Regions from separate parts of the Homo sapiens genome. Here region 2 is linked to region 1. A link is a contact called in ENCODE Hi-C or POLR2A ChIA-PET data. All regions are on one chromosome and are shown on one strand. The core of a region is the stretch at or near the end of the contact, and the rest is flanking DNA. Distances in the headings are between cores, read along the strand shown. Region 1 overlaps SIL1 (SIL1 nucleotide exchange factor). Region 2 has its middle 11 kb from the start of SNHG4.

Region 1 (3,266 bases), core at 239-2,738:
TTGCAGTGAGCCGAGATCGCGCCACTGCACTCCAGGCTGGGTGACCGAGTGAGACTCTGACTCAGACAAAAAAAGAAAAAGAAGTTGGCTCTGGCCTCTAAGACTGTATCTTACTACAAAAGATAACAAGACTAGATTAAAAATAGTCTGTGCTCTGGGAGAGAAGTAAAGATGTTGATGCTATTTTCTTAGGGCTTAGGGAAGGGGGATTTATTTTTGGAGCTGTTAAAAGTCTGACTTATGGACGAAGAAATACAGTACCTGATGGACATAATATTCAAGATCAAAGAGCGCAGCAATCTTCTCTTCCAAACTGGAGCTGGAACTATTGAACTTGTTGATCAGCCGTACCATGATCTGCATGTCAGTCTCAATGACAACATTCAGCTCATCAAAGTCTTTCTTCAGTTCCTCAATGGGGCGGAAGAGCCGCTTTACCTCAGCCTGCCTTGCCTAAGGAGAGCAGCAAAGAGGTGATTAAATTGGTTGGAGACATCTGCCCAAGATGTCTGTGGTCTACCATGGATGCCCATCCTCAAAAAACTGCTGCTCCAAGACTCACAGTCTTCTCTCATCTATGCTATCAAAAATACTAATACTTTCTAAGATGCCCAGAGAAGACAGCCCTCAAAGTCTGCCTATATAGGCCTCAGCTCTAAAAACACACTCAAGATGTTCCAAGATTCGCTTATTCAAGTCCGATTTCCAATATTCAGGAAGAATAGAAAGGCTTTTTGTCACAACCACTGAGTTAAGGGGAAGTAATGCAAGTTCATCTTCAACCTCAAACCACATATGAAACAGCTGAGACCTAAGGTAGAATAACCCACACCCTACTTCTCCACTTCTCACAATCATAGACTATCTTGGCCTTGCCCTACCCAATCCAACAACATTTTAGGGAAACTTGGACATAGAAAACTATGGGTAAGAGCTGTCACAGCAGGAGCAATTTGCTGATGAAAATTAAATCACTGTCATTACTGTCAATCTAACCACAGGTGTACAATTTGTTCAACTGTTTGAAATGGCTAAATTACTATATGTACTATACTCAAATCTCGAACAATTTTCTCTGAATCCTTCCCCACTCCACTCACATATAAAAACTTTAAAAATGAAGTTACATTAGAGGTGAATAAAAGACTTTAATTAAATATTTTATACATGTGACACTGTTTTCTTCCCAATTTGAGAAGATAGTGCCTATAAAGAGAGTCTGAAAAGTCACAGTGGCTTATGTATCTGTCTTCCAAGAAAAACTAAAAGGCACAGATATTTATAAAAAGCCGGATGATGAACAGCTGTCAGCTCCAAATTGCTCATCTATTACCTATGGGTTTTTCTCCCCAGTTACAAGCACTCCATAGAAACACCAACCAAAGAAATGAATCAGCCTCTCTTAAAAAAGACCAAGCTCCTAGCGGAGCAATCACATCCATGGGGCGCCACATCCTGATTCTCTGGGCTAAAATAATATGAGATACTCTCCCTGCACCCAGCTAGAGGTCTCTGGATGGCTGCCAAAGCCAAGCAAAGAGGTCTGGGAAGGCTGAGTCACTTTCTAGAACTGTGAGATGATAGGCAAGTGAGCACAATAAGAAACTAGTGACATCTGTCTCACAAAAACGATGTGTGCCTGGCTCTCAAGAAGGCCTCAAAAAAAAAAAAAGGTTTTGGCCGGGCACAGTGGCTCACACCTGTAATCCCAGCACTTTGGTAGGCCGAGGCAGGCAGATCACGAGGTCAGGAGTTCAAGACCAGCCTGACCAATATGGTGAAACCCCATCTCTACTAAAAATACAAAAATTAGCCGGGCATGGTGGCTCACACCTGTAGTCCCAGCTACTCGGGAGGCTGAGGCAGGAGAATCGCTTGAACCCAGAAGGCAGAGGTTGCAGTGAGCGGAGATCGTGCCACTGCACTCCAGCCTAAGCGACAGAGCGAGACTCCATCACAAAACAAAACAAAACAAAACAAAACAAAACAAAACAAAACAAAACAAAACTTTTACTTTGAAATAATTATAAATTCCCAAGAAATAACAAAAAATAGTACAGAGAGTGTCATGTACCCTTCATCCAGCTTCCCTCAATGTTAACATTTTACATAAGGATATTACATAAGGATACAATGTCAAAATCAAGAAAAGGACACAGGTACCATACTGTTAACTAGACTAAACACCTTGTTTGGATTTCACCAGTTTTTACATATACTCACTTACATGTATGTGTGTATGTGTATCATTCTATGTAATTTTACCTGAGATGTAGACTTGTGTAACTACCAGAACAATCATGCTAGAGAACTGTCCCACCATGATCACATAATCTACTATGTACTACTCCTTTACAGTTATACTTTATCCTCCCATGCTACTCTCTTACATCCCTGTGCCCTGGTTGTCACTAATTTATTCTCCATGTTTATAATTCTGGCATTTAAAAAATGTTATATACACAGTGGTTCATGCCTGTAATCCTAGAAGTTTGGGAGGCCAAGGCAGGTGGACAACTTGAGCTCAGGAGTTCCAGACCAGTCTGGGCAATATAGTGAGACTCTCTGTATTTATATTTTTTAAATTCTATTTTTTTAAACAGAGAACTGGCCAGCAAAGATGAAAGCGCAGCAAATAAATGAAAGGTGGTAACTTTGGCAATGAAATTTGAATTGAATGTACATGGAGTTATAGAAGAAATGGCTGACTGTGGGAATGTTAACACTGCCACTGTTGATGAGCTCTAGATGTGCAGACAGAGGGACTCAGCAAAGGCAAACTTACAGACACAAATTAGGAAAGTGATAAAAAGGATGAAATGACACTGGCAAAAAACTTCACATTACAGGAACTCTCTGAGAAATTTCACAACATTGAAAGTACGAAGGGTGAAATGTTGGAGGCTCATCCATACTTAGAAAGATGTATGATAATTAGCCAAGAGAGAAAAGATGCTTGCTCTATGTCATAATTTTTTTGGAGTCAGGGTCTCGCTCTATTGCTCACGTTGAAGTGCAGTGGTACAATCACAGCTCGCTGCAGTCTCACCCTCCTGGACTCAAGTGATCCTTCCACCCCAGCGTGAGTAGTTAGGACTACAGGCACAAGTCACCACGCCTGGCTAAAATTTTTAGTTTTTTGTAGACATGGGGTTTCGCCATGTTGCCCAGGCTGGTCTTGAACTCCTGGCTCAAGCGATCCACCCACCTCAGCCTCCCAAAGTGCTGAGATTACAGATGTGGGCCACCATACCCAGCCAAGTTTT
Region 2 (3,266 bases), core at 496-2,995, 230 kb after region 1:
CTCATATGTCTCCCACATCCAACTGGGAGCTCCTTGAGGACAAGGACCTACCTTATTCCTTGCTTAGCCCAGAGTCTAGTAGGCTCTTTATGAATAATTGTTGAATTAGTGAGTGAACCAAGCATTCCCTGTCTTCACAGCACATACTCAGGCACTGCTGCAGCTTCTACCACCATCATTCTCATAGTTACTGTTCCAGATCATAGGTGACTGATTGTCTGGGTGTTCTTCTCTTTATGGACTGGGATTGCACCTTTAATGTTTGTACCCCTAATACTTTTTTTTTTTAGACAGAGTCTCGCTCTGTTGCCTAGGCTGGAGTGCAGTGGCACAATCTTGGCTCGGCTCACTGCAACCTCAGCCTCCCAGGTTCAAGCGATTCTCCTGCCTCAGCCTCCCAAGTAGCTGAGACCACAGGTGCATGCCACCACACCTGGCTAATTTTTTGTATTTTTAGTAGAGACGGGGTTTCACCATGTTAGCCAGGATGGTCTCGATCTCCTGACCTTGTGATCTGCCCACCTCGGCCTCCCAAAGTGCTGGGATTACAGGCGTGAGCCACCACGCCCAGCCCTGTGCCCCTAATACTTAATACAGTGCTCAACATTCATCTTTCCATCCCCCACTCATTATTTTTTAACAATTATTTCTTGAGTATCTACTGTGTGCTAGATATGGTGGGTATAGCAGTGAACAAGGTAGACAGGGCCCTGCCCTCAAGCTCACATTTTAGTGGCAAACAGTGAGTGCTCAGTGAACAGGAGGCTCAGTGGACCTCAGCCCTACTGGGAAGCCTCTGGAGTATTTCCTGTCAGGAGCTACAAAGCAGGGAGTACAGGTTCTGTGGGGGGAGAGTAGATTTTCTTGGTGACCTCTGGACCTCTCTTTGTCCAGGTCTCCTTGGGACTGGCCATCAGGTATCAGCAGCAGGGAGGGAAGAAATGAGGAAGGGAGAGAGAGGCAAGTATAGACAAGGTCTGAGTCCCTAAAGACAGGGAATTGTGTGTGGCTCAATGCCCATGGCCACTTTGCCGAGGCAGTTTGGTAATCAGCTTTCTTTCCTACACTGGAGCAGAAGAAAGAAATAGAGCCACACAGTGAAAGACGTAAAAGGATAGAAATGATAGAGGAAAAAGGAAGGAGAGAAAAAATGGAACAGAGAGGAGGAGGAGCATAAGGAGAGGGAGTAAGATTGAGGCACAGAAACAAGGCCTGCAGGACTGAGCCCTGCCTGCGTCATTGGCGGTCAGCTCTGGGGTATAGCTCTTCATTTGGGTCATCAGGGGAAAAAAAATATTCAATTTTGAACCCTTGGAATTCCCTAGATGCTTTCAGTAGCCCACTGATCCCTCAAGTTGTCTTTGGCTCCATCTGGCCATCCCAGGAGGCTCCCGCCAGGGACCTGCCAGCCCCCAGACCAAGATATAGTCATTGTGGACCCTCTCAAGCAAAGGGCAAGTGAAGGAAAAACAGCCTGTCTGAGAACAGCAGCCACTGGTTTTCTTCGTTTAAAAAAATTTTTTTTAGTGCTTATATAATTGCAGAAACCACTGATTTTTATCTTTCTCAGAAAAGACCCTGTGTTCACCATCTGTTTCCTGACTAGGGGCTTCAGGCCCTACTCTCTGAGACACTGGCCTAACAGTATCCTAATCTGTAGGCACAGAGCAGAAACTTCCCTGAGCTGGGAGCTGGGGAGGCAGGGCTCCCAGATGCCAAGCCGCAGTCTGAGTTCCTTACAGTGATGCTGCTCTTTCTAGAAACCTCAGCTGCTCGCTCCTGAGGCTGGGATGCCATCTGCTGCTCAGCTTAGGAAACTGGCTGATGGGCTGCACAGCCAAGGCTGAGTCTGGTGGGGGCTGGGCAAGAGGCCCGCCCTGGGTCTCAGGAGAGCCATGTTTTTTGTTTCTGGATAAATCCAGTACTGGCCTTCCGGGACAGAGCAAATAGTCTGTCCTCAGTCATTCTTCTTAGACTAGACAAGATGCCTCTCTTCGACAAGAAGAGACCTAGGGATTTTAGGGGGATGGGTGGGTCTGCTCTGCCCTTCGCAAAGTTCAGTGTCATCTCAAGGTTAAATTACCGAGAGAGGTCCAGGCTGCCTCTGAAGTTCTATAGATTTCCTCAAAGGGTTTATTTTTGTCTTTTCTTTTCTTTTGCTTTTTTTTTTTTTTAATTTGCAGGTTTAACTAAGATTATTACAAGTTGAGTTAATTGGCTGAATGAAATAATGAGGCCAGGCCTAGAGGAAGTGGGGCTTTGAAGAAAAAAGCATGCTCATGCAGAATTGAAATAAAATCTTCAGACTCTCAGCAGTTTTTGAAGCCCCTGCTCTTTGGACTGTCCTCGTTCAGGCTCCAACCCAGATAGGGTTGGGAACTCTAGTATTTTAGGGGCCACATATTTGTTGGTATTTCTTGAAGAAATGGTTATTCTGAGGAAATTTTCTACAAGCCAGTGTGGTAACCAGCCTCCAGGATGATCCATCCCCAATGCTGTCCATGTACTGATATTCATGCACTTGTAAATCCCCTCTCCCATATGGTACCAGGGTTTGTCTGTGTGACCAATAGAATATGACAGAAGTAATCATATGTAACATACAAGATTAGGTTATAAAAGACACTGTGGCTTCTTTCTTGGTCACTCTGTCATCTGATCACTCACTCTGGGGCAAGCCAGTTGCCATGTAGTGAACAGTGCTGTGGAAGGTCATGTGATAAGGAACTAGGCCTTCTATCAACAGCCAAGTGAGCCATCTTGGTAGCAGATCCTCTGGCCCTCATCAGGGCCTCAGATGACTGCAGCCCTAGTGGACGGCTTGACTACAACCTCATGAGTGACCCTGAGCCAGCTTAGCTGAGCTGCTCCCCAATCCTGACCCCCAGAAACTGTATGAAATAAACATTTGTTACTTTAAGTTCTTGAAGTTTTGGGATAATTTGTTTTGCAGCAACATAATAAATTTGTTGTATGGTATTATTATTATATCATGGTATATCATCTGCATTATATCACTTCTTTTCCTTATAAAGTCTGGTGTCTGGACTCCACCCCCTTAATCTCTCTAACCTCATCTCTTACCACCCTGCCTCCCCGCCGGCTTAGTCTCACCCTTGGCTCAGTCTGCCACAGACCCGTTGAATTTGCTTTTCTCTCTGATGGAACTCCCTCCCACTCAACCAACCCCAAAATCTCTGCATGGTAACTTCTTTATCTCCTTCAAGTCTTCATTCAAATGTCACCTCCTCAGTATAGCCTGTCTT

Evidence for each region. Hi-C counts contacts between places; a loop is a spot of excess contacts on that map. ChIA-PET counts read pairs that join two places held with the same protein, here RNA polymerase II (POLR2A). Pooled maps may share reads with other maps.
Region 2: a loop to region 1 is called in a pooled map, with 5 times the contacts of the local background. The contact joins two enhancer-like sites. A Hi-C loop is called at or near these places in 1 of 168 maps with a recorded cell type or tissue (mammary epithelial cell) and 4 of 50 pooled maps. POLR2A ChIA-PET finds 5 or more read pairs at or near these places in 6 of 52 experiments (H1, K562, T-cell and 3 more).

What each region holds. Positions count from the first base shown.
Region 1 is chr5:139,026,540-139,029,805 of GRCh38, forward strand. It overlaps SIL1 (SIL1 nucleotide exchange factor), which reads right to left. Exons shown (of 10, transcript NM_022464.5): 6 at 262-453. Among named protein-coding and RNA genes, the nearest start is that of LRRTM2, 150 kb to the left of the region's middle. Within about 2 kb of position 1,489, at least 5 of the 41 ENCODE cell types and tissues checked have a DNase peak (open chromatin) inside an H3K27ac peak, as active enhancers do.
Region 2 is chr5:139,261,031-139,264,296 of GRCh38, forward strand. No RefSeq gene overlaps it. Among named protein-coding and RNA genes, the nearest start is that of SNHG4, 11 kb to the right of the region's middle. RefSeq lists an enhancer at 1,625-1,694. Within about 2 kb of position 1,746, at least 6 of the 41 ENCODE cell types and tissues checked have a DNase peak (open chromatin) inside an H3K27ac peak, as active enhancers do.